2 separate regions of the Homo sapiens genome follow, and region 2 is linked to region 1. The links are chromatin loops, found by intact Hi-C in ENCODE. Cell type or tissue: Calu3. All regions are shown on one strand. Links, peaks and the distances in the headings refer to the core of each region. The heading gives the core; the rest is flanking DNA. Region 1 overlaps DENND5B (DENN domain containing 5B). Region 2 overlaps DENND5B (DENN domain containing 5B).

What was found. Peaks named below come from ENCODE experiments on the same cell type or tissue, not always from the same donor. Only the 100,000 strongest peaks of a DNase experiment are listed, where the experiment ranks them.
Region 2: it touches region 1 in a loop (2.5-fold over the local background); 11 of 110 quality-filtered maps call a loop at or near these places.

Annotation. Positions count from the first base shown.
Region 1 is chr12:31,484,914-31,501,689 of GRCh38, forward strand. DENND5B (DENN domain containing 5B) reads right to left here. Exons shown (of 21, transcript NM_144973.4): 2 at 10,897-11,006. Among named protein-coding and RNA genes, the nearest start is that of DENND5B-AS1, 97 kb to the right of the region's middle. In Calu3, for the core only: no CTCF peak of the experiment used is centred there; a DNase peak (open chromatin) is centred at 7,018.
Region 2 is chr12:31,564,125-31,580,900 of GRCh38, forward strand. The region is part of intron 1 of DENND5B (DENN domain containing 5B); the gene reads right to left. Among named protein-coding and RNA genes, the nearest start is that of DENND5B-AS1, 17 kb to the right of the region's middle. RefSeq lists enhancers at 6,910-7,069, 7,256-7,756 and a silencer at 11,077-11,277. In Calu3, for the core only: no CTCF peak of the experiment used is centred there; no DNase peak of the experiment used is centred there.

The DNA.
Region 1 (16,776 bases), core at 3,138-11,137:
CAACAAAAAGTGGATTTCATTAGACAACCGGCGATGACCAGCTTAGTGGCTGAACCAAGAAGAAGCTCTAAAGTACTTCCCAAAGCCAAACTTGCACCAAAAAAAGGTCACGGTCACTGTTTGGTGGCCTGCTGCTGGTTTGATCCACTACAGCTTCCTGAATCCTGGCGAAATCATTACATCCAAGAAGTATGCTCAGCAAATCGATGAGATGCATCAAAAACTGCAAAGCCTGCAGCGGGCACTGGTCAACAGAAAGGGCCCAATTCTTTTCCACAACAATGCCTGACCGCACATCACACAACAAATACTTCAAAAGTTTAACGAATTGGGCTATGCAGTCATGCCTCATCCACCATGTTCACCTGACCTCTTGCCAACTGACCACTTCTTCAAGCATCTCGACAATTTTTTGCAGGGAAAACGCTTCCACAACCAGCAGGATGCAGAAAATGCTTTCCAAGAGTTCATCAAATCCCAAAGCACGGATATTTTACGTTACAGGAATAAACAAACTTATTTCTCATTGGCAAAAATGTGTTGATTGTAATGGTTCTTATTTTGATTAATAAGGATGTGCTTGAGCCTAGTTATGATTTAAAATTCTGTCCAAAACCACAATTACTTTTGTACCAACCTTTAAACACGTAAGTATGGTTTTGTTCCAACACAATTTTATTTATAAAAACAGTCAGCTGGACAGATTTGGCCTGGGGGCCATGTATGCCCACCCCTGGCCTAGTCAAGTAAAATGCAACAGCAGTGACAAGTGACAGAGTGACTTTTGAGCAGAGGCTAAAAAAGGCAATACAGCTTCCATCTCCTCTCTCTCTCTCTCTCTCTCTCTCTGGTAACCTGGTAACACACTCTGGGAGCCCTGAGGCAACATATAAAAAGTTTAGCTAGCCTGAAGCTGCCTGACTGGTGAGACCAAATGAAAGACCACACAGAGACAGAAGGAGCCCTAGCTATATGCCTGGTCCAGGAGACAGGCCTGTGAGTGGGTGAGCTTTCAGATGATTTCAGTCCTCAGACTTCAAACCTTCCAAACTAACACCAAGTAGAATACAGGCGCAGCCAACCAAAAGCTACCTACATTGCAGATATGTAGGCTAAGTAATGATTTTGTTGCTTTAAATCAAGGGTCAGCAAACAACAGCCCTGCTATGGGTTTAAATATATGTGTGCCTCCAAAATTCATATGCTGGAACATCACTTCAGGGTGACGGTATTAAAAGGTGGGGACTTTTGGGAAGTGATTAAGTCATGCAGGCTCTGCCCTCATGAAAGGATTCGTCCTTCTTATAAAAGGTTGAAGGGAGCAGCACCCTAGTGCTTTCTGCCATGTGAGGATACAACATTTGTCCTCTCTGGAGTACACAATAACAAAGTACCATCTTAGAAGCAGAGACTAGGCCATCATTAGACCCTAAACCTACAGACACCTTGATCTTGTACTTTCAACCTCTAGAACTGTGAGAAATAAATTCTTATTCCTTGTAAGTTACTCAGTCTGAAGTATTTTATTTTAGCAGGAGGAATGGAGTAAGAAAAACCCTTAGGTCAAATACAATCTGCCACCTGATCTGTAAATAGTTTCACTGGGATTCAGTCACAACCATCCACTTATGCACTGTCTATGGATGCCTTCACACTACAACAGCAGAGCTGGGTGACTGTGGCAGAAACTGTATGCCCACAATACCTCAACTACTTATTATTTGGTTCTTCATGAAAAAAATTGCCAAGCCCTATTTTAAGCCATTAACTGGTAGGCGGATGGATTGTCATGCAGCGATAGATAATCAAAATACTTCCTTACTTCCCTTAAGTCTCTACATAAATACTACCTTAGAGAGGTCTTCCTTTACCTTTCCATAAAAAATAGTGTTCTCTTCATCTTTTGCATGCCATAAAATGTTACTCCTCTAAAAAGTATTTATTGTGGAGAAGCAATTAAAGTCTTGCACCACTGTAAACATATGTACATTATATAAACATACACATTACTAGTATTGTATAATTCTGTTTGATCTCTACATTGCCAGCTACTCAAGGGCTAGTACTTCATTTCAATAACTTTAAACATTCAAGGGAACTGCAATGGAATAATATACCATTTGGGGCCATAACAGGTGGTGACTGATAACATGGGTAAAAAGAAAAAACTGTGAAGCTCAGCATTAGTGCACCAGTGAAAATGTCTTCATATTTCATATCATTGAATATGAGATGTGGAAAGGACTAAGGCAGATTTACTCAATTCTTTTACATATTAAATTACTATGTATATTTGGATAGAATGAGATATAGACTTAGGTAAAACCTATGAATACCTGGATTTGGTAGGGGGTAAAAGCCACTTATTCCTAGTCTTAGGAATAACTGTATAAGGAAAGGCTATGGCAGAATCTTTTAATAATTCTACGTTCACATTAAGGCTGATTTCATCATAACAAGTTAATGAGTTGCTCTGCTGATAGCATGAATAAAAACTCATTTGGCTGGGTGTAGTGGCTCACACCCATAATCCCAGTACTTCGGGAGGCTGAGACGGGTGGATTGCCTGAGCTCAGGAGTTCAAGACCACCAGCCTGGGCAACATGACGAAACCCTGCCTCTACTAAAAATACAAAAAATTAGCCGGGCGTGGTGGGACACACCTGTAGCCCCAGCTACCTGGAAGGCTGAGGCACGAGAATCGCATGAATCCGGGAGGCAGAGGTTGCAGTGAGCCAAGACTGCACCACTGCACTCCAGCCTAGAAGACAGAGTGAGACTGTCTCAAAAAAACAAACAAACAAAAACAACAAAAAACCCTAAAAACCCAAAAACTTCATTTGACACATTTATTGTAGTCAATAAAGATTGTAGAAGGGATAATTTGAATTATTCTTGCTCCAGGCTAAACTCAAACTTGTTTAGCACAGTGCATGGCATATAACAATTGGTTGAATGAATAAATGAATGAACAAGAAAACAAACAAAAACAGCTGGGGGTAAAGCACCAGGCTTAGTTCACCTCTTGATCTGGTCTGTAATTCTTTTTTTGTCTTTTTGGAGACGGAATCTCACTCTGTCGCCCAGTCTGGTATGCAGTGGTGTGATGTCAGCTTACTGCAACCTCCACCTCCTGAGTTCAAGCAATTCTCCTGCCTCAGCCTCCCAAGTAGCTGGGATTACAAGTGTGTGCGATTATAGGCGTGCATACCCGGCTATTTTTTTTTTTTTTTTGTACTTTTAGTAGAGACGAGGTTTCACCATGTTGGCCAGGCTGGTCTTGAACTTCTGGTCTCAAGTGATCCACTCGCCTCAGCTTCCCAAAGTGCTGGGATTACAGTGTGAGCCACAGTGCCTGGACTTCAGCTTGTAATTCTTTTTCCATCAAGTAGGCAATACAGAAACATAGTGACCACCAAAGTCAACATAAAGATTTAATTTAATTGATAGGCGTTCCTGTCATCCTAAATCACAAAATCATAGCTCAACTGCTGTTGAACAGCTGCCAAATATTCCCTTAAGGGTTTGTAGCTTTCTTGAGCGCACATTCAAACATTTACAGAAAAAGCTTGCCAAAAGTTGTACTCAAAGTGAAGAATGGCTTTCTATGCTACAGACAACAGATGTAAGAATTTTTCCTAAATGCTCTTCCAACAAATCAAAAAAAGTAAGAACTATATATCTAATCGGGAAACATGAACTGCAAAATGCTATTATTTTTCCATTTTTAAAAGATATACAGTACTGTTTTATATCAGGAACTACAAGATACTTTCTCAGAAAACCTGAGTTTCATCAGAATTGTTAAACTGTCAGGAACTACAAGAAATCTCAGAAAACCTGAAATATAAATCAAGATTTGTTTATCACGGTATTAAACATTTCTAATTAACCCTTAACTTTGCTATCTACTAACAATACCCCCTCACCATCCCACAATAAAACAACTAAAAATTAGAGGTGTCACTGATGATCAGACTACTACTAGTAACCAGATTACTTTAGCCAAAGCAGGCTTATAATGACAAGTGTGTAACTTTCCCAGTTTGAGTCAGCAAATGTTCTTATATTTCTCTAGACCGTTTCAGGCAGTTTGGCTAGAATTTTAAAATTCCTTTTTCCACATCTTGTAGTTCTATGACTTCCATGGCCTCTCCCTCATTATGCAAATACAATCATATACTGTATAACCACACTCTGGTCAACAATGGACTGCCTATAGGACAACGGCTGGAGCAATACGTTATACCATATAACTTAGAAGTATAGTAGGCTATATCACCTAGGTCTGTGTATGTGTATATACACTCTATGATGTTTGCACAATAAAATCACCTAACAACACATTTCTCAGAATGTCTCCCTCCCTCCCTCCCCTCTTCTCTCCCTCCTTCCATAAACACTTATTTTGTCCCATGTTTTGCATTAGATCTTGGTAACTCAAAAGACAAAGATAAAAATAATCCTTTCCTTTAGGGAGTTCACAGTCTAGTAGGAAAGACAGACACAGAAACCAGCAGTTACCAAAAAAATGTGATCAGTGTTGCTACGGACTCTGTTCGAGATATCATAAGAAAAGACAGAGTAACTACTCCTGCTTAAGAGATGGTTTTGCAGTGGAGGTCACACCTAGTCAAGGACAGGGAAGAGAAGTATTGTAAGCAAGTATCACTTCATTTATTCAACAATTTGAACATCTACTATGCGCAAAGCTAGGGATATAACAATGAATAAGAGACACTGCTCCTGTTCTCATGGTGCTTACATTAAGCACGAGATACACAGTTGACTACTAGCTAAGTAATTGGTTAACTGCAACTGAGATAGGTGCTACAAAAAGGTATACAAGGTACTAAGAGAACCTAAGGTGACCTGAGTGCTGGGAAGACGGTGGAAGGTGATGGTCAGGAGCAGCTTCTCTATATAAATGTTTACAGTGAAGTCTGAAGGAATAGTAAGAATTCACTAGGTGAAGGAGAGGTGGAAGAGCCTTCCAGAGAGAAGGAACAGCAGAAGCAGAAGCTATAGTATGAGGAATGAAATGGACAGGTTACTGCAGGAGTCCAGGTAAGAGATCTTGATGGTTTGGACCAAGGTGAGTATACGGAACAGAGAGAAGTAGACAGATAACTGATTATATATGGGAGAGGGTGAGTAAGTGAGAACTTTCAGGGTGATGTGTACATTGTTGGACTTGGCAAGTAGGTGGATGGTTGTACCATTCACTGACAAAAGACTGGTGGGACGAATAATGAATTCAGTTTTGGATATGTTGCATTTGAGATGCCAGTGAAATATTCTAGCTGCAATGTTAAGGAAACGGGCGAGAGGATGGGGGTGGCGGGGGCAAAAGGGTCTTCCAGCAATGGTCCTCCAGCAATGAAAGCCCCATTCCTATAATTTTACTGTGAGATATGGCTAGGCATCGTGGATCACACCTGTAATCCTAGCACTCTGAGAGGCCGAGGTGGGCAGATTGCTTGAGTCCAGGAGTTCGAGAGTAGCCTAAGCAACATAGCCAAACCCCGTCTCCTCAAAAAGTACAAAAATTAGCCAGGCGTGGTGGTGCACACCTGTAGTCTCAGCTACTTGGGGGGCTGAGGTGGAGGATCGCTAGAGCATGGGAGGTCAAGGCTGCAGTGAGCCAAGATTGCACCAGTGCACTCCAGTCTGGATGACAGAGTCAGAACCTGTCTCAAGAAAAAAAAAAAATTTTATTGTGAGCTTGAACCTAAACTTGGCTCAAAATGAGGGCTTATCTTCATTCTAATGTCAAACCTATGAATGTAATTTGGGATTATCCATTTCAAATTCAAGTAATTGCTAAGTCTACAAAAAGTATATATAGCCCTTTTTCCTTTTACTCTTACAAGATAAGCATCTGAATAGGTTTCTTCAGCCAACCTTTCACCGTTTACTCTTTGCTCTTCATTCCACTATATCCTTCTTTGTAATCAAAGTTAACAGCAAATTATAAAGTAAGAGCTTTATAATAGTTATTACTCTTTTGTTACCTAAAATATATTTATGATGTTTCATTAGGACAGACATAAAAAATAGAATCCTTATATTTTCATACAGTTTGCTTAAAAGTTATTGACCATGTTTTCTTCCTATGAATTCTTAGGTACAACACAGGCTTAAAGATAAGATCTATCAACTAGAATATTACATAGTCATGGATGCCAATAAGCAGATTACCTCAAAGAGATGTGAAAGTGGGGTGGGGGACCTTCAGCTCTGTTTGCAATGCTTTATTTCATTTAAAATGAAATGCAGACCAGGCACAGTGGCTCACAGAGGTCGAGGCGGGCAGATCACTTGAGGCCAGGAGTTTGAGACCAGCCTGGCCAACATAGGGAGACCCCGTCTCTACCATAAATACAAAAATTAGCCAGGCGTGATGGTGCGCGACTATAATCCCAGCTACTCAAGAGGCTGAAGCATGAGAATCACTTGAACACCGGAGGCAGAGGTTGTAAGTAAGCCAAGATTGCACCACTGAACTGCCAGGGTGACAGAGTGAGACTGTCTCAAATAAATTAATTAATTTAATTAAATGTACTGCACTCCAATCTGGGAGACAGAGTGAGACTGTGGAAACAAGGGAAAGAAAGAAAAGAAAGCAAAGAAAGGGAGGAAGGGAAAGGGAAAGGAAAGGAAATGTAGAGCTCTGAAGCAAACATGTCAATGTTGACATATGTTAGTTCTAGGTGATTAATACATACATTGACTGTTTATTGTATTGTTCTTTCTGTTCTGTGATATTTACTTTTTTTCATAAAAATCTCTGATCAGCAACTGAGGAAAAAAAACTAATTCAGGAATTATTTCACCTGTCACTTGTATTTATTTTCTATTTTATTTGCACTGTACTCATACACATTAAACATTTTATTTAACAAAGTTCACTGCTTTGGGTACTTAATTTATGTATGAAATTAATGACCTTTTATTCAAAGCACTACTGTTGTTAGAGGAATGACTAATATTACAGAAGGTGATGACTCACTGCGGTGGAATTTTGCTAAAGGCAAGACAAAGCTTTATATCTTTAGGTGGGAATAAATTACAGCTTCATACAAACGCACTTACTAGTAAATCAAAGAGGAAATTAAAGGCAGTAAATCTGTGACCCGAATGCAAACTACTTTAATGGGATGCTTTTCAGAGATTTTCCAGGAGTACAAGCAAATCCTTTTAGATTTGCAGCAATAAAAAAAATGCTATGTGGTGCTTAACCATCAAAACACAGCCTTTGCGATTATTCTTCAGGGGGAAACTTTTGCTGCTTACATAAAATAACCTCAGGGGCAAGGAGTAAAGAAAATATCAAAGATCAAGGAAGCTGATAATTACTTTAAAGATTAATGTTTTGCAGATAGAGGCAAAAGCTATCATGGATATCTCACTATTAATTCATTCAAATGATTAAAAGAAAGAAAACACATGAAGGGTGGCATTTTGTTCCAAATGACTGTGGATTCATATAGTAAGAACGTACTTGTACCCAGGCCCCAGTGATCCTCCCACCTCAGCCTCCAGAGTAGCTGGGACCACAGGCATGGTGCCACCACACCCAGCTATTTCTTTTTTAATTTGTAGAGACAGGGCCTCCCTATGTTGCTTAGGCTAGAACCTCACTTTGAATACCATTCTGATTTCTCACAGAATAAGTTATATTTTGAAATATCTTACTAATTTAAGAAGATTAAGTATTGTGATCTATTCATATTCTTATCCAGTTTTCCACTGCTTGATTTAAACACTCTTTTCCTAAATGCCTTTCTATTAATTTGCTGCATAAGCAGCTCATAAGTTATTTTTTTGTCACTGCTGTTCAACTATTTTAGTCAGATGCTTGTCTGGACTCTTCCAAGTCTTATAAAGATAACTAACAGTTGTGTTCTACATAATATCTATAGTAGAGTCTTCACCAAAGATGACGCTAGGCATCTACAATATTAACTTCCAGCAAAATGGCATCTCTGATTATTTTAGTATTGTATAACAGTTTAGGAAAATAACCACATTGTACTCTGTAAGGAATCAAAGTCAAAGTGCCAAGTGCTTTAGGCATTTGTCCTTACAAATAGCACCATGCTATCCCCTCCCTAGAGCGAGCCCAGGCTGGAAAGAGTTTACTGTGATACAAAAATATCACAAAGGGTCCAGTGTGACCCATAACATTTCCAGTGTAGATCAAAACTCAGTTACACAGTTTTTCTTTTGGGAAGGCAGCAAGGCAGTTGAGAAAAAAAGTGAGCTAGAGAGTAAAAATGATCTGGATTTAATTTCTGAGTCTTACTGCCTAACTTTGGGCAAATTACTTAACCTTTGAAAATATAAGAATTCTCACTGGGTACATGTAAACATGTATGTGAAAATAACATACATAAAGTACTCTAGCAGGCATCTAGTGAATATTAATTTCCTTCTGTTAGATTATCAGGTTATAATGGAGTCTTTTAACAATATCTTTAAAATACTAAAAAAGAGGCCGGGTGCAGTGGCTAACGCCTGTAATCCCAGCACTTTGGGAGGCTGAGGCGGGTGGATCACTAGAGGTCAGGAGTACAAGACCAGCCTGGCCAACATAGCAAAACCCCATCTCTACTAAAAATGCAAAAATGAGCCAGGTGTGGTGGGATGTGCTCATAATACCAGCATTCTGGGAGGCTGAAGGAGGGCAGATCACTTGAGGTCAGGAGTTCAACACCAGCCTGGCCAATATGGTGAAACCCTGTCTCTACTAAAAATACAAAAGATTAGCTGGGCATAGTGGTGTGCGCCTGTAATCTCAGCTACTCGGGAGGCTGAGGCAGGAGGATTGCCTGAACCCAGGAGGTGGAGGTTGCAGTGAGCCAAGATTGTGCCACTGCACTCCAGCCTGGGTGACAGAGCGAGACTATCTCAAAAACAAAAACAAAAACCAAACAAAACAACTCAAAAATAGCAATGGCTATCACTGTGTCTCAGTTCACCTTTAATCATTTCTGTATCTTTTTTATTTTTTTCCCATTCTTACGTATATACCCAATTCATTTCTATATCTATCATGCCTGCTACCTCCTTACTTTGGGGCCCCCTGAATTATATAATCATAGAGTTTATGAACATCTCAAATATTATTCAGGCTTCTAAGAAGAGCCCTTCCTAAATAATCTGAAAACTATGACCTACTTTATTTCTAAGACCCTCTCAAGGTTGACTATCTCTCTATCTTCTATCTATCTATCTATCTATCTATCTATCTATCTATCTATCTATCCATCCATCCATCCATCCACCTACCTACCTACCTACCTCTACCTACCTACCTACCTACCTACCTACCTACCTATTTTGAGACAGGGTCTTGCTATGGTGCCCATTCTGGTCTCAAACTCCTGGGCTCAAGCAGTCACACTGCCTCAACCTCCTGAGTAGCTGGGCTTATAGATGCACAACATCATGCAGGGATAAAAGAGACATTTAATCAGCACTGGTAACTCATTATGAGGCAGGAGAACAGGGTCTGGAGGCAGGGAACCTAAGGCCGATTCATGCTGACTTTCTAGAACTAAATCAAAAGGAAAACCCCAACTTTCCATGCCCAAGTAGCAAAAGGACCAGTGGCTACTCCCTTTGTACCTTCCCCCTACCCTTTTTCTGCATGACAGACTAAAAACTGAAAGTACCTCTGATTGTTTCCTTCCCACAACCAATCAGGATGGTCGTGGGCCAAGTCTTCATTTGCATAGGAGTGTAACTTTGTAACTTCACTTCAGCCTCTGATTGGTTGTATGTTTGTGTAGGGTGTAACTTTGCTTCAGCTTCTGATTGATATCCTCCCACAACCAAACAGACTGATCGTGGGCCATTACTTCATTTACATAGAGTGTACACTAAGTAACCAATGGAAAACCTCTAGAGGGTATTTAAACCTCAGAAAATTCTATAATGGGCTCTTGAGCTGCTTGCTCGGGCCTGCTCCCACCCTGTGGATTGTACCTTCATTTTTAATAAATCTCTGCTTTTGTCGCTTCATTCTTTCCTTGCTTTGTTTGTATGTTTTGTCCAATTTTTTGTTCCAGACACCAAGAAGCTGGACTCCATCCACCGGTAACAATAATACAAATTCAGATTTCTACTGTACCTAAATAACGCAATTAAGTTGCTTTTCATCTTTACACTGTCTGTAAAAATGACAAATTATAGGCCTACCATACAATATTCCTTGAAACATGAGAACTGTAATCAGGCTCTTTCCATCAGGCTCCTCTCAGGCCAATAAAGTAATATCACTGTTTATCAAAGCTTCTACATATTAATACAAATGCACAACACAGTTTAATAGTAGGAAACTAAAATGGGCTTTTAGGATCTATTGTATAAACTTATTAACTATGGAAACCCTGGGCAAGTAACTTGCTTCTCTGAGCTTCTGCTTCCAGATCTTTAAAATGAGGAGAGTATCACATTTCTTTTTTTTTCTTTTTTTGAGACAGAGTCTCGCTCTGTTGCCCAGGCTGGAGTGCAGTGGCGTGATCACGGCTCACCACAACCTCCGCCTCCTGGGTTCAAGTGATTCTCCTGCCTCAGCCTCCCGAGTAGCTGGGATTACAGGCATGTGCCACCACACCTGGCCAATTTTTGTATTTTTAGTAGAGACGGGGTTTCACTATGTTGGTCAGGCTGGTCTTAAACTGACCTCAGGTGATCCACCTGCCTCGGCCTCCCAAAGTGCTGGGATTACAGGTGTGAGCCACCACACCCGGCCTCACATTTCTTATAAAATCACTTAAAGAATAAATGAAATGAAATAAGGTAGACATTCAAAATACAGTCACTACCTTCATATTAATAAAGTGAAAACAAGGCTAAAGAGTAAATGAGGGGAAAAAAAACACATACCATGTTCACCGCATCTTGATCAAAAGGGTTCCATTCTATATTCTGAGGATAGTGGGCGAGAACTTTGGATTTGAATGTTCTTCTCAAAGGACTCTGGTCAAAATTTTCGCCTACAACAAATAATACATAGTTAATATCTAGAACTTTTCCAAAAGCATGTCATAGTTTTCTATTTATTTTATAGTCCTACTACTGACTGATAATGTTGAGATCTGATTCAATTTCTGCCTCTAACCATCTGTATTGTAAAATCCCGATGGACAACTAAAAAACTGTTAACAACAGAGCAGCATTTAAAACTTCAGAATCTGAATTTTAAAATCCTGGCTACTCAACTGATACTAAAAATCAAAATATGGTAATATAATCATTGCTGTAACCTAATTATGGTCCACATTTCAGTGTGTGGTAATAATAAACTATATGAAAACATTTACTTCAGAAAAGAAAAGTCTTACATTAAGCTAATCATATGTCTTATGATCCTAAAATTTTATACACACTTAGACCCCCATGCTACAGTGCTCAAAGGAAGCAATTTTGCTTGAGTTTCCACAAAAATCTCTGAGAAATGTGATTGCATATCCAGGTTCTCCAGTAACAAAATTAACAGAATTAGAAACATCATTGCTGAGTCATCCTGTTTAGTAGACAGAACACATTAAACATACTAACCTTTTAAAATAAATGAGCTATCCTAAGTTAAATTCATTATCTGGCAAAATTCTGGAAACATAAAAGTAGGCTACATTTTAATTACTAAGAAAATTCAGGCCAGGCACAGTAGCTCATGCCTGTAATCCCAGAACTTTGGGAGGCTGAGGTAGGAGGATTGCTTGAGCCCAGGAATTTGAAACCAGCCTGGGCAACATGGTGAGACCCCGTTTCTTTTCTTCCTATTTTTTTTTTAATAAATTTTTTAAAAAGTAAAACATTGAAAATTCAATAATAGCTATCAGATTAGTTTTTTTAACCTCCTCAACCAGAGTAATTCCCTTAAGACCTATTATCCCTAAATGTTTTAGTTTCATGAAATATTTTAAGGTAGACGGATCTTAAATTCCCAATGTCAAAAATTTGGGATCAAGGAACTAGAAGATCTTGCAACAATTTTATTGTGTTGTGTGTTTTCCTACTTTTAGAGTTCTAATTAAGTGCAAAATACTAGCTGTTACAGCAAAAGATAAATGTCACTTTACCAGTATTTATACTATTAAAAATATCACAAAGCAATTTGATTTATGAATTGTATTTGACTTCTAGTTAGACTCAGTTTCTATTTTGGGTAAAAATATGAAAAAAAAAAACCACCTTGGAATGCAAAACAGATCGCAGAAGGACGAAAAAGTCACACTCAAAAATCTTGCTGGAGACAACAATATAAAATACATAGGAATTTTTTTGAACAAGGACACATAATTTAAATACATTTGCTTAGGCAACTAAACTACTATTTCTAACTGAAGTCCTTGGCTAATGATCATTATTTTCTTTAGATTCCTCTGACTTATTTAGGCAAACATTTCATCTCTGTATTTTTCTACTCCATACTTCCATCTTCTAAGAGTTGAGAGCATTCATTTCTAGAAGAGAAATTGTCAGACATCCTTAAGGAGAGTTTATCAATTTTTGCACCAAGCTTCTAGAGTATGTAAGCATCAAAAAGTCAGCAGAGGAATGTGAAACTGTCCATGAGAGTCAATGTGGCTGAAGAACAGATTCAGGGCTCAGAACTGATTTCAGGAAGAGTCCATGATGTTTTTAAGCTGATGCTAGATTTTCCTGTGAACACTAAGAAATTGTAAATTATTCACTTCTTCATTTAAAAAAAAGTTACTTGGCCAGAATGTGGTGGCTCATGCCTGTAATCCCAGCACTTTGGGAGGCTGAGGTGGGCAGATCACTTGAGACCAGCAACATAGTGAAACCTCATCTCGAAAGAAAGGAAAGTAAGGGGGAGCGGCATGGGGAGGGTGGAGGGGGAGGGGCATGGGGAGGGGCAGCGGAGGGGGCAGGGAGGGGCAAGGGGAGGGGGCAGGGGGGGCAAGGGGAGGGGGAGGGGCAGTGGAGGGGGCAGGGAGGGGCAAGGGGAGGGGTAGGGGCAGGGGCAGGGGCAAGGGCAGGGGGAGGGGGCGGGGAGGAGAGGGGAGGGGAGGGAAGGGAAAGAAAGAGAGGAAAGAAAGGAAAAGAAAAGAAAGATAGATTGATTTTTTAGGTTACTTTTCATTTCACTTTAGAGAAAAAACAAAATTCCTCCCAGTTATAGTCTAAGCTGCTGATAGTGTACTGACACAGCAACAGCGTAACTTCATGATAGCCATCAAGAAACCCTCTCCTTCACCTACCCTCTAACACCAGAAATACTTGCTTTTATTATCCACAAATGTAAATAAAATATGAAACACTGCAGAAGCAGAAGAAACAAGACATAACCTATCATAAAACTCCTTGCAACACTTACCTTTTAATTCAGTCCTGCCTGTGTATAGTTAAAATAACATTATCTTCATTCATGTATCAAGTTATTAATGGGACAGGAGATATATCAGAAAGGTCATGAAAGTGCCATTCTCAATATAATTGTTCTGTTAACTAAGGAACATTGCACCTTCTTGACACACAAAGAATCAACAAGAAGGAAACCACCTCCAGAAAGAAATAATTTTACAAAAACAAAAAAAGCCACAAAACAGTAACAAATCTAACAAAAGAAAAGCAAAACCACCACCACCACTGCTTATTAGACTGCTTAAAAAAGGGGTAACAGGAAAGATCATTGCTATATATACACAGCTGTCTTGGCAAATATGATTTGGAAGGATATTAGGGGAAGAACTAACTATGTAGAAATTCTGATATCACTGTTAAGAATTCAGAAATGGGCCGGGCACTGTGGCTCATGCCTGTAATCCTAGCACTTTGGGAGGCTGAGGCAGGTGGATCACTTGAGGTCAGGAGTTCGAGACCAGCCTGGCGAACGTGCTGAAATCCTGTCTCTACTAAAAATACAAAACTTAGCCAAGCATGGTGGCATGCACGTGTAATCCCAGCTACTCAGGAGACTGAGGCAGGAGAATCAGTTGAACCCGGGAGGTGGGGGTTGCAGTGAGCCAAGATCACACCACCGCACTCTAGCCTGGGTGACAGAGTAAGGCTCCGTCTCAAAAAAAAAAAAAAAAAAGAGAATTTAGAAATGACTGGATGCAGCTATTCCTACTAGCACTGGCCAAAAGAAGAGAATCTTGGTGATGACTTTTGGGGATGAGAGATGGGGGAACAACCTATACTTCTCATTTTAAACACAAGTTTTACCTCTAACTTAGAATTTACTGCTGGGAAAAAAAAACAGGAAAATAACCAAGTCTAAGAATTTGGATTCCCAGGAAATGAAAAATTACATAAGCATCCTGTACTTAAAATTTACCTTTTAAATATTATCTTGAAACAAACAAGGACTATAAATTTGTACGACTGCTACAACTACATATCAACTTAACTCCAAGTAACACTGCCAAATAACCTCCTACTAAATTGAAGCTGCAATTAATCCTTTCCTCCTAAGAAAGTAGGAAATATCTGCCAAGAGAGCTTAAAGACTACTGAATACATGTTTTCAAGGCTTGAAGCAAATGAAGTCTTTATGAAAATTAAGATGCAGATGAGAGAAGAGAAACATAAAATAACATCTACAAGTCTGACCAAGCAAAACTGAATAAAGAAACATTTATAATGGGCTTGCAGTCAATTAAAATAATGATTTATAATAGCCCATCCTTGTTCTTAATTTTATTTTTACCTGAAGTCGTATTTGCAGCACCTTGGCTCTTGCCATGACGATCTGCTTCTAGCCATTGGTACAAAACTACATAATGTAACAGAAACAAAAAAGCTTTATGAACAAATAAAAACAAACAAAAAGCAAAAATGACTTTGAAGAATGGAAAATGAGAATAATTAACCAAAAGCAATCACACAGGAGACATTAACATTAGAATGTAGCTTAACACCAATGGAATGTAGCTGATAAGGGATTAGTAATGAAAGCAAAGAGAATAGGTAATTTTAACAAAATAAGTGAAATGCTATTAAATATCTCTAACAGGTTTTGTATGGGAAATAGCACACATATTCTCTTCTTAATGCTTACTTAAAGAGGAATATTAGGAGAAAGCTAATGCTTCTATAGTCAGATATCATACAAGTTGAGTATCCCTTATCCAAAATGCTTAGGACCAAGAAGGGTTTTGGATTTCTGACTGTTTCAGATTTTGAAATATTTGCATTATATTTACAGGTTGAGCATCCTTAATTAGAAAATTGGAATACTGGCACTCAAAAAGTTCAAATTTTGGAGCATTTTAGATCTCGGATTTTTGGATTAGGAATGCTCAACCTAAAAAGTATGACAGTAAGACTAAATGACCAACTTTAAAAATTAAAGAGCATCCCTAATTAGAAAATTAGAATACTGGCCTCAAAAAGTTTCAAATTTTGGAGTATTCTGGATCTCAGATTTTTGGATTAGGAATGCTCAACCTAAAAAGTATGACAGTAAGACTAAATGACCAACTTTAAAAAATTACATCCTGGCTGGGCATGTTGGCTCACAACTGTAATCTCAGCACTTCGGGAGGCCGAGGCAGGTGAATTGCTTGAGGTCAGGAGTTCGAGACCAGCCTGATCAACATGGTGAAACCTCATCTCTACTAAAAATACAAAAATTAGCTGGGCATGGTGGTGGGTGCCCATAATCCCAGTTACTCAGGAAGGCCAGGCAGGAGAATTACTGGAACCCAAGAGGTGGAGGTTGTAGTGATCTGAGATCATGCCACTGCACTTCAGCCTGGATGACAAAGTGAGACTGTCACAAAAAAAAAAAAAAAAAAAAAAAAAATTACATCCCAACCACTGCATATTGATTAGAATGGCTTAAGTCCCAAAAGCTGACTATACCAAATATTGACAAGGATAGGAAGTGACAGTAATTCTCATTCACTGCTGATGAGAATGCAAAATTGTACGGCCACTTTGGAAGAGAGTTTGGCAATTCCTTACAAGGTTAAACAGTCTTATCACAGAACCCCATAACTCCAGTCTAATCATAAGAAAAACATCAAATTCCAGGAGGAGTAACCTATAGTATATCTGATAAGTACTCATCAAAACTATCAAGGACAACAAAAACAATGAAAGTCTGAGATTCTGTCATAGCCAAAAGGAGCCTAAGTAGACATGACAACTTATGGGGATGGGATACCTCAACAGAAAAAAGACTGATATGGTTTGGCTATGTCCTCACCCAAATCTCACCTTGAATTGTAGTTCCCATAATCCCCACACACCGTGGGAGGGACCCAGTGAGAAGTAATTGAATTATGGGGTTGGTTACCTCCATGCTGTCCTTGGGATAGTGAGTTCTCACAAAATCTGATGGTTTTATAAGGGGCTTTCCCCCACTTCACTCTGCACTTCTCCTTGCTGCTGCCATATGAAGAAGGATGTGTTTACTTCCCCTTCCGCCACAATTGTAAGTTTCCTGAGGCCTCCCCAGCCCTATGGAACTGTGAGTCAATTCAACCTCTTTCCTTTATAAATTGCCCGGTCTCAAGTCTATCTTTATTAGCAGCATGAAAACAGACGAATACAAGAATATTAAGTAAAAACTAAAGAAATCTAAATAGAGGCCGGGCGCAGTGGCTCATGCCCGTAATCCCAATACTTTGGGAGGCCAAGGAAGGCGGATCACCTGAGGTCAGGAGTTTGAGACCAGCCTGGCCAACATGGCAAAACCCTGTCTCCACTAAAAATACAAAATTAACCAGGCATGGTGGTGCATGCCTGTAGTCCCAGCTACTTGGGAGGCTGAGGCAGAAGAATTGC
Region 2 (16,776 bases), core at 3,998-11,997, 80 kb after region 1:
AAAAGAAAATGAATGTTACTATTTAATGACTAGAATAGATTCATAATTCAGAGATAAAATATTATATATATACACATTAAAGCATAATAAAATGTAGTGATTAGCCATTATTTGTAAGTGAATTTGAGTATCCATAAACTTTACCTTGAGTATCTACTCTTTATTGATTACATCCTCAGCAACAAGAAACAAAACAAGAGCAACCCACTGCAACCATAGACTGGCTGCCAGAAGGTAAGAGTATGTGAGGATCTAGTGCAAACAAGGTAGGAACTGTTAAGAGTCCATGAATATTTCAGAAGAATAATGAAAAAGTGTGCCAGATGGGTTCACTTGCAGCTGGCTAACAACATTTCTGACCAAAGCCTAATGCTTCCTTACATAATTTATCATGCACTTTTCAGTTCCCTTCCACTACCACCCCTCTCTTTTCATTCTATTATTATTATTATTATTATTATTATTATTATTATTATTATTTTGAGACAGGGTCTGGCTCTGTCACCCAGTCTGGAGAGCAGTGGCGAGATCTCTGCTCACTGCAACCTCCAACTCCCAGGCTCAAGTGATCCTCCCACCTCAGCCTCCAGAGTAGCTGGGACTACAGGTAGGCACCACCTCCCTTTGCTAATTTTTGTATTTTTTTTAGAGACAGGGTTTTGCCATGTTGCCCAGGCTGGTCTCACACTCCTAGCCTCAAGTGATCCTCCCACCTCTGCCTCCCTAAGTGCTAGATTACAGGTGTGAGCCACCACAACCAGCCCATGCCATACTGCAATTCTAAAGATAGCAGATTGTATTATTTCCTTCAGCGGAGATGGCATCAAAATCCTGCACACTACTATTGCTTTAGTATGCTCTACTTAAAACCACTGCTGAAGATTATAGATCCTAACAGATTTAATCAATGTGGCAGTCAGCCTCAAGATGACCCTCAATGATTCTTGGTTCCTGGTATTCACAACCTTGCCAATTCGACTACTGCATCTATTAAGGGATTAGCTGGGCACAGTGGCTCATGCCTGTAATCCCAGCACTTTCAGAGGCCAAGGCAGGTGGCTCACTTGAGACCAGCCTGGGCAACATGGCAAAACTCTGTCTCCACAAAAAAATAAAAAAACCAGCTAGGTGTGCCGGCACACACCTGTAGTCCCAACTACTTGGGAGACTAGGATAGAAAGATCGCTTGAGCCCAGGAGGCAGAGGTTGCAGTGAGCTGAGATCATCTCACAAAAAAACGAAAGAAAAGAAAGGAGTAAATCTATTGAGTCCTTTTACACTCACGTTGAGTCCTGTTAAGCAATTTATACATCTTGCTTATGTGGATGCCTCTGGTCGCTTACACGTAGATAGTCTACTCCTAAAACAGATGCACAACCAACAAAATCTGTAATTTTCATGCATAAAAGGCCCAAAGTTAGTCTTGTTTTCATTTAGAATGTGATTTAGGTTAACATATAATAGGTTTATTAATGTTCCTTTTAAGTATATAAATGCCCTGCTCTCTATCAGATTTAAAAGGTGGGCTCTTTTACACATGAGAATGATTAAGTTTCTCTGAGACTGTTCTCTATAGTTAAAGGGGCCTGGATTTGGACCCAGAAGAATCTCTGTTGTGGTTCTAATTCTGCCACTAGCAATGCAAACTTAGGTAATTCATTTAACGTCTCTAAACATGATTGCCAGCTGCAAACTAGGGACCATATTTGACTGGCTATAAAAACTAAAAAATAGTGGCCTGGCACAGAGGTTCACACCTGTAATCCCAGCACTTTGGGAGGCTAGGGCAGGTGGATTGCTTGAACCCAGGAGTTTGAGACCAGCCTGGGCAACATGGTAAAGCCCCATCTCTAGAAAAAAAAATATAAAAATTAGCTGGGCATGGTGGCATGCACCTGTAGTCCCAACTACTTGGGAGACTAGGGTGGAAGGATCGCTTGAACCCAGAAGGTGGAGATGGCAGTGAGCTGAGATCACACCACTACAGTGAAGCCTGGGTGACAGAAGTGAAACTCTTGTCTCAAAAAAAATTAAAAAATATAATTTGAAGCCAGTCATGGTGGTGCACACCTGTAGTTCCAGCAACTCAAGAGACTGAGGCAGGAGGATTGCTTGAGCCCAGGAGTTCGAGGCTATAGTGTGCTGTAATCACATCTGTGAATAGCTACTGCATTCCGGCCAGGGAAACATAGTGAGAACCTCTCTCTTAAAAACTGTGTGTGTGTGTGTGTGTGTGTGTGTGTGTGTAATTCAAGCAATACTTTTATTATTGTTATTAAATTAAGAGATTAAAAGGCAACATGGTAAAACAGATATATATATATTAAAATTAGGTGCATATTCTACGATAAAACATGTCATAGGCTGGGCCCAGTAGCTCATGCCTATAATCCCAGCACTTTGGGAGGCAGAGGTGGGAGGATCACTTGAGGCCAGGAGTTCAAGACGAGCAAGGGCCACATAGCAGGACCAGGTATCTACAATAATTTTTTAAAAATTTTTTAAAGAAAAAATATCTAAAGGAGAGTTCCAGGAATACCTTAAATTTCATCATCAAACTGCCCAAGGTTTAAACCAATTAATTATGATGATGAAAATGTGGCTAATATTTATTGTGCAATTACATCCTGCCAGGCTACATAGTAAGTACTATACAAGCATTATCAACCAATAGCAGGCAGTTCAACATCAGATTCTTCTATACAGCTAATTGGTAAACATTTTTCTATGGTAGTACCAGATGACTGGAACATTAGCTGGGTTCGGTGGAGTGTGCCTGTTCTACCAGCTACTTGGGAAGCTAAGGCAGGAGAACTGCTTGAGCCTGGGAGGCGGAGGTTAGAACCCAGTGCAAGCACTTGCAGACATTCAAACTGGTAAGCTATACAAATTCCACAATGTTAAAGAACACACAGTTTACTATCGCATGTATATTCCTATTGCAACACCTTATTTCAAAATAAAAATAATTTTCTTTTAGAGAGCCTATCCCTATTTGTTATTTAGGTTGACAAACCCAACATACAATAAAGTTGCCAAATTCATTAGCTGGGTGTGGTGGCACGTGGGTGTAGTCCCAGCTATTTGGAAAGCTGAGGTGGGAGGATCACCTGAGCCCAGGAGATGGAGGCTGCAGTGAGCTGTGATAGCATCACTGCACTCCAGCCTGTGTGCCAGAGCAAGACCTTGTCTCAAAAAAAAAAAAAGAAGTTGCCAAATTCAATTTACTTGTGTGTCCTATCTTTCCTATCCATCCCCCATCTTCTTTACTCCCACCACTACTATTCTAATTCAGAATGTTGCCTTCTAATTTGTCTTACAGAACAGCCTCCTCAGAGGTTGCAGTGAGCCAAGATCGTGCCACTGCACTCCAGCCTGGGCAACAGAGCAAGACTCTGTCTAAAAAAAAAAAAAAAAAAAAAGCATCCTAATTGGTTTCCCCACTTCAAATCTCGTCCCAGTTTAATTCCATGCTATATCCTCCATCCAGAGTGATATTCCTAAGGCTACAGTTTTGAGCAAGCCACTCCTTTGTTCAAAACCTTTTAGGGTGGTGCATACCTGCAGTCCCAGCTACTTGGGAGGCTGAGGTGGGAGAACTGCTTGAGCCCAGGAGATTAAGGCTGCAGTGAGCTATGATCTCACCACTGCACTCCAGCCTAGGCAAACAGAGCAAGATTCCACCTCTTTAAAAAACAACAACAACAAAACACCTTTCAGTGGCTCTTTTCTATTTTTAGGGGGTTGTTTTGTTTTGTAGAGACAGGGTCTTGCTTTGTTGACCAGGCTAGTCATGAACTCCTGGGCTCAAGCCAAGCCATCCTCCCACCTCGGCCTTCCAAAGTACGGGATTACAGATGTGAGCCACCACAACTGGCCTCTTTTCTGTCCTTCAGAGGGCCATCTTTATAGTCTAGCATTCAACAAGTAGAGAATACAGGTTGAGCATCCCTAATCCAGAAATATGAAATGCTCCAAAATCTGAAATTTTTTGACTGCTAATGACACCACAAGTGGAAAATTCCATACCTGAACTAATGTGATGGGTACACAAAATCATTTAAAATACTGTATAAAATTACCTTCAGGCTACATGAATAAGGTACATATGAAATATAAGTGAATTTCATGTTTAGACTTAGGTCCCACCCTTAAGAAATCTCATTATGTATATGCAAATATTCCAAAATCTGAAAAAACACAAAATCCTAAATACTTTTGGTCTCAAATATTTTGGATAAGGGATACTCAACCTGTATTGGGAATGTTTCCCAGCAGCCACTTCCCTCCCTCTTCTACTGTGAACTAGCTATATAGTTTTCATCCCAAATTAGTCTCAGTAATCAGTTTAATCCCATTTTACTTGCCACACTGATTTGTTAAAGGACAGGCCACAGCAAACACCCATATTTTTGTTTCCTGACAGGAGTGAAGGCTAGAGGAGGAAAGTTAAATCTCTTCTAAGGAAGGTGTGATGTGCGAATACAAACTCTTAACTTCTGCTGCCACTTAATAACTCTGAGGGAAGCCACCAGAAGAGAAGTCAACAGTGCATAAAGGTTGCGCCTAAACAGCTGCAGTGAAATGAAGCTGGAGCCACGTTCAAATTACACCCTGAACACATGCCCCCAAAAACTCCTTTTAAATTTTGTGAACCAGCCAAATTCCTTTATCTCCTCTTTGACCTATAAACCACAGCATTCTAACTGATAGAGAACTCCAAAGGCTGATTCAACCTCTTTTCCCAAGTCATCTCCCACCACTTCATAAAATGTTGAAGTGGGCTAATCTATATTCCTCTTTGTTTTTGAGACAAGGGTCTGGTATGTTGCTCAGACTGGTCTTGAACTCCTGGGCTCAAGCAATCCTCCCACCTTAGCCTCCCAGGTAGCTAGGGTTACAGGTACATACATGCCACCACACCCAGCAACATACCTTTTTTTTTTTTTTTTTTTTTTTGAGACGAGGGTCTTACTGTGTCACCCAGGCTGGAGTACAGTGGTGAAATCTAGGCTCAATGAAATCTCCACCTTCCAGGCTCCGGTGGTCCTCCCACCTCAGCCTACCGAGTAGCTGGGACCACAGGCGCATACTGCCAACACCCAGCTAATTTTCTGTATTTTTGGTAGAGATGGAGTTTCACCATGCTGCGCAGGCTGGTCTCGAACTCCTGAGCTCAAGCAATTCACCTGCCTCCCAAAGTTCTGGGATTACAGGTATGAGCCACCACGCCTGGCCTACATACCTCTTTTATGTGTGTAACATATATATCTGGCTCTGGAAACAAAAAGTAGGAGCAGTGAGCTGGGCATAAATAGACCTTCTTTTCCACAATTTGCCCCCTTACATTATTTTGTGACTGTGTTATATTCTCCTCCCAAAAATTTTAAAGAGCCAATGCCAGCTGGGAGCGATGGCTCATGCCTATAATCCCAGTGCTTTGGGAGCCAGAGGCAGGCAGATCACTTGAGGCCAGGAGTTCAAGACCAGCCTGGCCAATGTGGTGAACCCTGTCTCTATTAAAAACACACAAAAAAATTAGCCGAGTATGGTGGTACATGCCTGTGATTCCAGCTACTCAAGAAGCTGAGGCAGTAGGATAGCTTGAGCCCAGGAGGCAGAGGTTGCAGTGAGCCATGATTGTGTCACTGCATTCCAGCCTGGGCAACAGAGTGAGACTCTGTCTCAAAAAATAACAGTTAAGAGCCACTGCCAGTCACAGTACACAGTACTTAGGAACAACTAAAATTCATCTCAATTCAACTCATTCTAAAAAATTACCAAAAAATGGCCTGGTGCGGTGGCTCATGCCTGTAATCCCAACACTTTGGGAGGCTGAGGCAGGCAGATCAAAAGGTCAGGAGATCGAGACCATCCTGGCTAACACGATGAAACCCCATCTCTACTAAAAATACAAAAAATTAGCTGGGCATGGTGGCGGGTGCCTGTAATCCCAGCTACTCAGGAGGCTGAGGCAGGAGAATCACTGGAACCCGGGAGGTGGAGGTTGCAGTGAGCCAAGATCGCCAACACTGCACTCCAGCCTGGGTGACACAGCAATACTCCATCTCAAAAACAAACAAACAAAAAAACCAAGAGAAAAAAATTATAAGCAATATATCTCCAGATAAGAACTAATCAAAATTCTCTCTCTTTTTTTTTTTTTTTAAGAGACGGAGTCTCACTCTGTTGCCCAGGCTGGAGTGCAGTGGCACGACTTTGGCTCACTACAAGCTCCGCCTCCTGGGTTCACCCACCATTCTCCTGCCTCAGCCTCCCGAGTGGCTGAGACTACAGGCGCCCGCCACCACACCCGGCTAATTTTTGTATTTTTAGTAGAGACAGGGTTTTACCATGTTAGCCAGGATGGTCTCGATCTCCTGACCTCGTGATCCACCCGCCTCGGCCTCCCAAAGTGCTGGGATTACAGGCGTGAGCCACTGCACCCAGCCAAAATTCTCTTTAAAAAAAAAAAAAAAGTTTTCTTTTTTTAGGAGTTTGGTTTCATTTACTCAAAAAGATTTTAGTAATTTTTTTTGGCACTGTCATTATTAACAAAAATCATATTCATTTTCAGTAAATTGATAGGTTTAAAGAAAATGAGAAATGCACATCTGTCCTTGCAGAAGTTTTCCCAATTACTGTGTAACTGTCCCTTCTTAGGTTATACCTTCTTAGGTTATCTCAAGGTCTTTGGTTGGTTGATTGGTCTAAACATTTGAAACTCACAGGTAGGTTTTGGCAGGAAACTCATTTACAGAAAGGGTGAGAAATGTTACCTCCCTTACAGCAACACAAACTGGGAATTTTAAAAGCAACAAAAGCCAAAACATAATAAGACAATCAAAAGATTGTCCCTGTTATCATTCTGCTGCATGAAAAGGGAAACTGCAAGCATTCTCCGCATTCTCGGCTGCAAGTGCCAGCACTGATCATGAAATGTTTACATAGCCCTTACTATGGGAGACAGGAAAGGAGCTGTGAAGGACAAGTGTCAGATCTGCTGCTGCTGCTTCAAGACTCAGCCTCCCTGAAACATCACTCTTTCTTAGCAACCTGCAGGGAGACAACCAGATTTTTCCATCAGAGGTTTCTTATACCGTCTAAACATATTTTCATTCTACGTGACAACACACAAATCGGACCAGTAAGATAGAGATCAAGAGTTTATCTTGTCACTGAGTTGCCTCTTCTGCTAACTAGCTTCTTCCTGTCTTCCCATCTTATTTGTCACTAGTGTTTTCCCCTTTCCATAGAAAAAAAAATTTTAATAGATTATTTTAGCATTAAGCAACTGAGTGAGATTCAAAGCTACTCTTTCTTTTCTCATTTCACTTTAATTACTAATTGTAGAAAGGATTTGGGTTTAAAAAAAAAAAGTTGCAAGAACTACGGATTTAATTTCTATCTCTCAAAAGTAAACACCTGAATTAGAAAACTCCATTTTATCCATTCACTCTTTCTTTTTTAGAAAAATAATTTAAAAGCCACAATTTTTTTTTTTGTTTTTTTGAGACGGAGTTTCACTCATTGCCCAGGCTGGAGTGCCATGGCACGTTCTCGGCTCACTGCAACCTCCACCTCTCGGGCTCAAGCGATTCTCCTGCCTCAACCTCCTGAGTAGCTGGGGAGCCACCACGCCCGGCTAATTTTTGTGTATTTTTAGTAGAGACAGGGTTTCACCATGTTGGCCAGGCTGGTCTCAAACTCCTGACCTCAGGTGATCTGCCCGCTTTGACCTCTTAAAGTGCTGGGATTACAGGCGAGAGCCACCGTACCCAGCCAAAAGCTACAATTTTTTAAAAGCACATATTGCCAGGCCAGGTGCAGTGGCTCATGCCTGTAATCTCAGCACTTTGGGAGGCCAGCGCAGGTGGATCATGTGAGGTCGGGAGCTCAAGACCAGCCTGACCAACATGGAAAAACCCCATCCCAACTAAAAATACAAAATTAGCCAGGTGTGGTGGCGCATGCCTGTAATCCCAGCTACTTGGGAGGCTGAAGCAGGAGAATCCCTTGAGCCCAGGAGGTGGAGGTTGTGGTGAGCCGAGATCACAACACTGCACTCCAGCCTGGGCAACAAGAGCGAAACTCTGTCTCAAAAAAAAAAAGAAAAAAAGGCACATAAAGCACATATTGCCTTTTGTTATTTCAAAACAATCATTTTATTTACCCTCACTCATTGTTAAGTAGCAAGAATGCCCCCACGCAAACCAAAGTCCTACAGCTTCATTGTTACAAATCTTTCTGATGGTGCGTAAAACAGACATTCCTCAGAAAGTCCTATTAAAAAATGTCTGAAACAAAGCAAATACTTAATTTTCTGGATAATCTTGAAGATAGGATGTAAAACAATAACAAAATAAATATCAAATCCCCAAGCCCTTATTTTTGTCACTAATTTTACTCTTTCTCAAAAAAAAAAAAAAAAAAAAACTCACGAGTTATTAACACATAGCCAATGAAATCAGTCTCCTTTTCTCTGTCCTTGTTTCTCTTCCTACTCTATTTTAGGCATCTGAAAAAGTATCTAAAAGGTGTTATCTAAAAAGTGCTTATTATAAGAAGGTTAAAGCACTGATTCTCTCTGAAAAAAATCTCCTGCTCTTGTATGACACCCTCTAATTCTGGATTTTAACTTCTCATACCTAGAGACAACAAATAGGGAATAAACAGTTGAATCTCTCTTGGATTTCCTTATCCTAGAAAGCTCTAATTGTTAGCCTCTCCCGAAATATACCATTTTAGAAAACATAATTAAATAGATTTGGGGGACAGGAAAGCATTAAGGAAGAAAAAGACTTTTTAAAGAAAAAATATTTACGAAACTCATGCCAATTAAATCTGAATGTTCTCTTTAATTCTAAGAGCATCTTTTAAAGGACCTTAAAGCTTTATATGTTGCTGTGTAAGGAAACCTGAGCAGACTGGAGAAAAGCTCAAAGGCCTATCTATAATCTCATCACAAAGTGACAGGGTCAAAAGGCAGAGGTCAGGGAACAGGGTACAAAATAGTTCCCACACTTGAAAGAAAACTGTATCTCATTAGTTCAGAGATATTAAAAAATATTCAATTGTGTTACTAAAATGACAATTTATACTTTAAATCCCAAGGCAAATTTGAATATTATGAAATAATATACTTTTAAGAGCAAAAAATGTAAGAAGTTACCTCTTCTACATTTGAAAAAAACACCAATCTCTCGCTCACACATATACCAGTGCTTCAACTGTCCCTCAAAGACTGATGTTCAGATAAAAGCTGTCACCTGACCTATTCAATAGAGTTCAATAAGGCACTGAAATAAATACTGAATGTGCATACATGTCAACAGACATTTCATATCTGGGCCTCTGCCCCATAATGATTCAACAAGGTATGTCTACTTCATGGCCTTATGTTCACATTCAGAAAAAGCTAAATTTTTACTCTTGCTTAGAGATTTCATTCCAGGGAAAAGTGAATGTAATTTCGTTCAATATTCATTAAGTAGGCTCAACACTTGTGCAAGAGACTCTTATAATGACTCCATGATTCTTCAATGGACAATTAAATCTACAGAAGCTCTGGGGTCTAGGGCATTTGCTGGCTATCCCTCTACCACTTCTACTCTAACCACAAATTTTGTGTTCTAAGTGGCAGAGAGGGTGATAGAGGTATCAAAGAGATAAAGAGAATTCTGGCCAGGCACCGTGGTGCACGCCATTAGTCCCAGCTATCCCAGGAGGCTGAGGCAGGAAGATCCCTTGAGCCCAGGAGGTTGAGGCTGTAGTGAGCTATGATGGCCTGTTAATAGCCACTGTGCTCCATTCTGGGCAACAAAGGGAGACTCTTTATCTCTTAAAAAAAAAAAAAAAGGCACAGTGGCTCATGCCTGAAATCCCAACAGTGGGAGGCCAAGGTGGAAGAACCATTTGAGGCAAGGACCATTTGAGACTAGCCTGGACAACACGGTGAGATCTTGTCTCTACAAAAATAAAAAAAAAAATTAGCCAGGTGTGGTGGCATGTGCCTGTGGTCCCAGCTACTCGGAAGGCTGAGGCAAGAGAACCACTTGAGCCCGGGAGATCGAGGCTGCAGTGAGCTGTGATCGCGCCACTGCACTCCAGCATGGGTGAGAGAATGAGACCCTGTCTCTAAAAAATAATAATAATAATAATAATAATAATAATTTAAAAGGGAGGTGGCCAGGCGCGGTGGCTCCCTGTAATCCCAGCACTTTGGGAGGCCAAGGCGGGTGGAGCTCTTGAAGTCTGGAGTTCGAGACCAACCTGGGCAACACAGCAAAACCCTGTCTCTACTAAAAATACAAAAGTTAGCTGGGCATGCTGGTGCATGCCTGTAGTCCCAGCTACTCGAGAGGCTGAGGCAGAAGAATCGCTTGAACCTGGGAGGCGGAGGTTGCAGTGAGCTGAGATTGCGTCACCGCACTCCAGCCTGGGTGACAGAGCGAGACTCTGCCTCAAAATAAAAAATAAAATAATAAAAGGGAGGTGGAGGGGGAATTTTGGAATCACCAGTATGGTTCTTAAGTTTTTGTTTTCTACCAACTTCTATCCTCTCCATACACTCAATACTTTAATTATTTCCCCATTGGCCCCATCCACCAGAAACAAGATGATTTACAAGTGGTTCACTGTAAACGGGTCCTGTCAGTCCTTCACTATGAAGAATATACAAGATTTTACATTCTAGTACACACAGCTTTCACATATTTAATTAAAATCAGATTGTAGCTAGAGCTGCCAGTGAAAAAATGAAGCACTGCCAGACAGGAGTGAGAATGACCAAACAAAATAACCTATTTTCACATAGTCACCTCAAGGGTACCAATGCCTGTGTTTTAACTGTGAAATCACAGTCATTGTTCTGGTGAACAATGGCACAAAACAAGTTAAGTCCAGTGTGAAAGTTCATTTTCCTCGAGCTGAGCAAGAATATTTTGAAATCCTGACAAAAGTTTATTTATTAAGAAAATACATACACTTGAGACAGGAGATAGGAAATAGTTTTAAACAATCTGTTATCTTGTTACCCCAGCCATTTATATTTCCTTAAAAGTTAGAGTTGAAGTTGAGGATAACTTAACCTAAAAATAGAAAACACTGTGGTTCTAAAAGTAAATCACCTACAAGCTTTAAACCTATAACCAGCCATAAATTCCTACTGCTCAATGTATTCTTATTAAAGTTAGTATGTCATTCTCATAGAATTCCAATTGATAATGTTGGTGCTGATTCTTGTAACAAAGGAGGACTACATCAGGGAATTACGTAAGAGTAGATTGTGACTACCCACTTCCCCCTTCAAAAGCAAGTCACATCTCTGCCCAAAGGAAACAATTCCTTTTTGCTGTTTTAGTCCTGATCTACAGCAATAAAAAATTGATATAAATTTAATATCTAGAAAGAATATCCTTAGACTAGCAGATTGTCCCTGTTTTCTCAAAGGACCACAAGAGAAGGAAGAGGAAGAAAACTGAACAGATACTGGAAATAAAAGGTACTAAACCCGAAAAGATGTGAGATATAAGAAATTGCCCAGTTTCAGGCTGGATGTGGTGGCTCACACCTGTAATTCCAGCACTTTGGGAGGCCCAGGCAGGATAGCTTGAGTCCAGGAGTTCGAGACAGCCTGGGCAACACAGTGTGACCCCATGTCTACAAAAAAATTTAAAAATTAACCAGGCACATAGCAGGGCACGGTGGTACATGCCTGTAATATCAGCTACTTGGGAGGCTGAGGCATGAGAATTACTTGAACACGGGAGGCGGAGGTTGCAGTGAGCCAAGATCACGCCACTGCACTCCAGCCTGGGAGACAGAGCAAGACTGTCTCAAAAAACAGAAAGAAAGAAAGAAAAAAGTTAACCAGGCATGGTGGCACATGCCTGTAGTCCCAGCTACTCAAGAGGCTGAAGTGGAAGGACTGCTTGAGCCAGGGAGGTTGAGGTTACAGTGAGCTATGACTGTGCCACTGCACTCCAGCCCGTGTGACAGAGCAAGGCTCTGTCTCCAAAAAAAAAAAAAAAAAGAAGAATGAGGCCGCGCGCACAGGGGCTCACACCTGTAATCCCAGCATTTTAAGAGGCCAAGGTGAGTGGATCATTTGAGGTCAGGAGTTCCAGACCAGTCTGGCCAACATGGTGAAACTCTGTCTCTACTAAAAAATACAAAAATTAGCCAAGCGTAGTGGCAGACGCCTGTAATCCCAGCTAATCGGGAGGCTGAGGCATCAGAATCGCTTGAACCCGGGAGACAGAGTGTGTTGCAGTGAGCCGTGATCATGCCACTGCACTCCAGCCTGGGAGACAGAGCAACACACCATCTCAAAAAAAAGTAATAATAATGAAAGATAAGAAAGAGACAGAGAAAAGAGAGAAAGAAAAGAAAAAAGAAAAAAAGAAATTTCCCAGTTTCTGCTAGAAATGAAGGTAAATGGAAGATTCAGACAGACATTTCCAAGAGTTTTTTCAGGTCAGGCGTGGTGGCTCACACCTATAATCCCAGCACTTTTGTAGGATGAGGAGGGAGGATTACTTGAAGTCAGGAGTTCGAGACCAGCTTGAGCAATAAAGCAAGAACCCATCTCTACAAAAAAAAAATGTTTTTTTTAATTAGCTGGTCATGGTGGCGCACAGCCGTGGTCTCAGCTTCTCAGGAGGTTGAGGCAGGAGGATCACTTGAGCCCAGGAGTTTGGGAGATCAAGCCTGCAGTGAGCTATGATCACACCACTGCACTCCAGCCTGGGCAGCAGAGTGAGACCTTATTTCTAAAAAAAAAAAGAGCGAGCTTTTTCACTATGAGGTTTTACATAATGATACAAGAACTTTTTTGTCAAAAGAATATTTCTTCTTCTACAGGTTTTTCTCAAAAAGGGACAACCAAAAGAGCAATAAGAGGTGGCATCATGAGGACCAAGGTGAAAATAAGGGTGATCTTTGAAGAAGGGATTAGAGAAAAAAAGTACAAAAGCCTGGTCTATGAGCAATCTTGTGTCAAGCTGTACTGAGGAATTAAGATGATCAGAAATTTACTTAATTTACATTATCACTTCTACATTGATGTTTTCTCAAACTATAGGATAATTTCCTGTTTAAATAAATGACAGAGTATGTTGTACTAGAAAAGAGGAAGAGAAGGGAGGGGCAAGAAAATATAGTCTACAAAGCAGAAACCTGGATTCTCCAGGCATGGACAGGAAAAAATTAAGCAAAATTAAGTGGATTTTCATCAGAAGGTCTCTGGGAATCTATAAAAATAGATTTAAACTTAAAAATATTTAAACTTAAAAATATCTTTAGGCCGGGCACGGTGGCTCACGCCTGTAATCCCAGCACTTTGGGAGGCCGAGGCAGGCAGATCACGAGGTCAGGAGATCGAGACCTTCCTGGCTAACATGGTGAAACCCCGTCTCTACTAAAAAATACAAAAAATTAGCCAGGCGTGGTGGCGGGCGCCTGTAGTCCCAGCTACTCAGGAGGCTGAGACAGGAGAACGGCGTGAACCTGGGAGGCAGAGCTTGCAGTGAGCTGAGATTGCGCCACTGTACTCCAGCCTGGGCGACAGAACGAGACTCTGTCTCAAAAAAAAAAAAAAAAAAAAAAAAAATCTTTAAACTGGGTTTCACAGTTTAAAATCTAGAGGTCCACAAACTATATTTAAGGATTCAGCACTTCAGTCTTCACAGCAGAACTGAATGAAAAAATTCTACAGGGTCCAGTGCAGTGGCTCACGCCTGTAAACCTAAGCACTTTAGGAGGCCGAGGCAGACTGATAGCTTGAGCTCTGGAGTTCGAGACCAGCTTCGGCAACATAGTGAAACCCCATCTCTACAAAAAATACAAAAATTAGCCAGGCGTGGTAGCACACACACCTATAGTCCCAGCTATTTGGGGGACTGAGGCAGGAGTACTGCGTAAGCCCAGAAAGTGGAGACTGAAGTGAGCCAAGATCATGCCACTGCACTCCAGCCTGGGGGACAAAGTGGGACGCTGTCTCAAAAAAAAAAAAAAAAAAAAAAAAACTACAACCCTAACATTATTAACTCCATCACATTTTTGTTTGTTCGTCTTTAGCTCAGATCACCTTTTGGATCATTTTTTATTGTAATTTATAAATACTCTTTCCAAAACACTGTCACATTGTATAATTGAGAAAAGTATCTAGAAACAATCCAGATCAGCAAAAGTGTTGAGACACACACTCCCATGGGTGTCCTCAGATAATGCACAAAATAGTTTTCTAGAGGAAAGTAAAGCAAACAGACTGACTACTTCTGCAGTGATATTCCTAAAAGGCTTTATTAATATGTGGAAACTATTCATAGCTCATCAGTAACGGTAGCTTACCAGTAGCATAAAATAGATTTCCCATTATGTATGGGGCTATGCACAATTACTGGTTTGATGCATATAATGCCACCTTTCTCTCCCACCCAGTAAAAGCATACAGGAATGGAACTGAATAAAAATAATATCATTAGAGGGAAGACCTTGAATCCATTCCACTTATTTTAAAATATATATCATAACCTCAGTATGTCTACTACTGTTAATAATTACTTGTGACCTAGCTCATGAACAGTAGGCCCATTAATGTGTCACCACCCAGCAGTTGAGGACAGCTGGTCTGAAGGACTCAGAGGGGCAGCAGGGCGTAGGAAAAAAGGCTAGTTTGCAGCCAGACAGCCTGGGATGGAATCCAAGCTATGGCCTTTCCTGTCTTTGGGCAACTCACTGAATGTCATCCTTCTCATCTATCAAATGAGAAAAGTCATATTTTCAAGTTATTGTGAGAATTAGCGTTTATAAATCACCAACCACAGTTCATGCCTCATAAATGTTAGCTATTTTCATAGCATCATAGAATAAGGGTGACTTCCTGGGATTACTTCTGACTTAATAATGCTAGCACATATCTTTGAAAGTCATTTAAATAAAGCATTATTTCAAAATTAGCTTTCTGCATGAGTGATATACACAAGTTTCTAACAGAAAAATAAAAGGTAACCCAAGAAACCCATGTTAGTAAAAATAGTTACAAGAGTTAATTTCAAATAAAGTTAGTAAAGTCATAGATTCTTGGAAAAGGTGCAGAACATCTGAGAAAGCTAATCTTGCGGCCTCTTCTATCCTCAGGATGTGCTGTCTCAGCAGCAGATAAAATACTAATACTTTCATTCCTAGAATTCTGAGTTCTTACCTCCTCACACTCAACCAGTCATCGCTGCATTTTGTTTGAAAAGTAATGGAGGCCAGGCGCAGTGGCTCATGCCTGTAATCCCAGCACTTTGGGTAGCCGAGGGGGGTGATCACCTGAAGCCAGGAGTTTGAAGCCAGCCTGGCCAACAAGCTGAAACCCCTTCTCTACTAAAAATACAAAAATGAGCCAGGCTTGGTGGCGAGTGCCTGTAGTCCCAGCTACTTGGGAGGCTGAGGCAGGAGAATCACTTGAACCCAGGAGGCAGATACTGCAATGAGGCGAGATTGCGCCACTGCACTCTAGCCTGGGTTTATTTATTTATTTATTTATTTTTTTGAGACACAGCGAGATTCTGAGAAAGAAAAGGAGAAAGAGAGAAAGAGTGAGAGAAAGAGGGAAGGGGAGGGGAGGGGAGGGAAGGGAGAGAGGGAGGAAGGGAGGAAGGAAGGAAGGAGGGAGGGAGGGAGGGAGGAGAGAAGAGAGAAGAGAGAAGAGTAATGGGGAAAGACAGTCCCATATCAAAAATTTTTGGAATCTCTGGCCAAGAGGACCTTACATGGTGCCATCTTAAAAAGTCAAGCCTTAGGTAGAACAGTGCATTGTAAAGCACAATAGGAGAGTATAAACAGAAAAAAATATATATAAAAAAATATATATATAGGATTAAACTTTATTGAAACAAAGAGAACTGTACTGACTGACTGTGCCCAAAGCTGATGTAGGTGCCATGAAGAACAAATCTGTAAATGCAGTTTCCTAAGATATTCCTTTAAAACCACAACTGAAGCTACAAGTGCTCTTTAGTACAACCACTTTCTGAAATTTCATAAATACTGCCCATCATTTACATGCTCATCACTTGGCACTAGTTTATAAATAAATAAGACATGTTTGCTTAAAAAAAAATCAAAGCCTTGTTGGTACCTGCATGCTTGCTTGCATATACCTGGTAAAAATGGTTAATTTTATTTACCGTATCTTATTTGAAGAGGAAAGGAATAGGCTAATACATTTTATAGTTGAAAGAAATTTTATTAGCCCTTCACAAAGCTGTTAGATACCTTTTTTTAGAAATCATTTATCCATTATCTTGCTTTTTCATCAATCTCAAGCTTCTCATTTTTAAGAAAACTCTAGCTTCCATTTTACTGTTTTTATTTATTTTATTTTATTTTTAATTTTTGAGACAGGGTCTCACTCTGTTAACCAGGCTGGAGTGCAGCAGCGCAATCTCAGCTCACTGCAACCTTGACATCCTGGGTTCAAGCGATTCTCGTGCCTCAGCCTCCCGAGTAGCTGGGATTACAGGCAAACACCACCACGCCCAGCTAATTTTTGTATTTCTAGTAGAGACAGAGTTCCGCCATGTTGGTGAGCATGCTCACAAACTCCTGACTTCAAGTGATCCACCCGTCTCGGCCACCCAAAGTGCTGGGATTATAGGGCTAAGCCACCGCGCCTGGTCCATTTTAGAGTTTTTAAAATCCACACATAGGCCAGGCATAGTGGCTCACCCCTGTAATCCCAGCACTTTGAGAGGCCAAGATGGGCGGATCCCTTGAGCCCAGGAG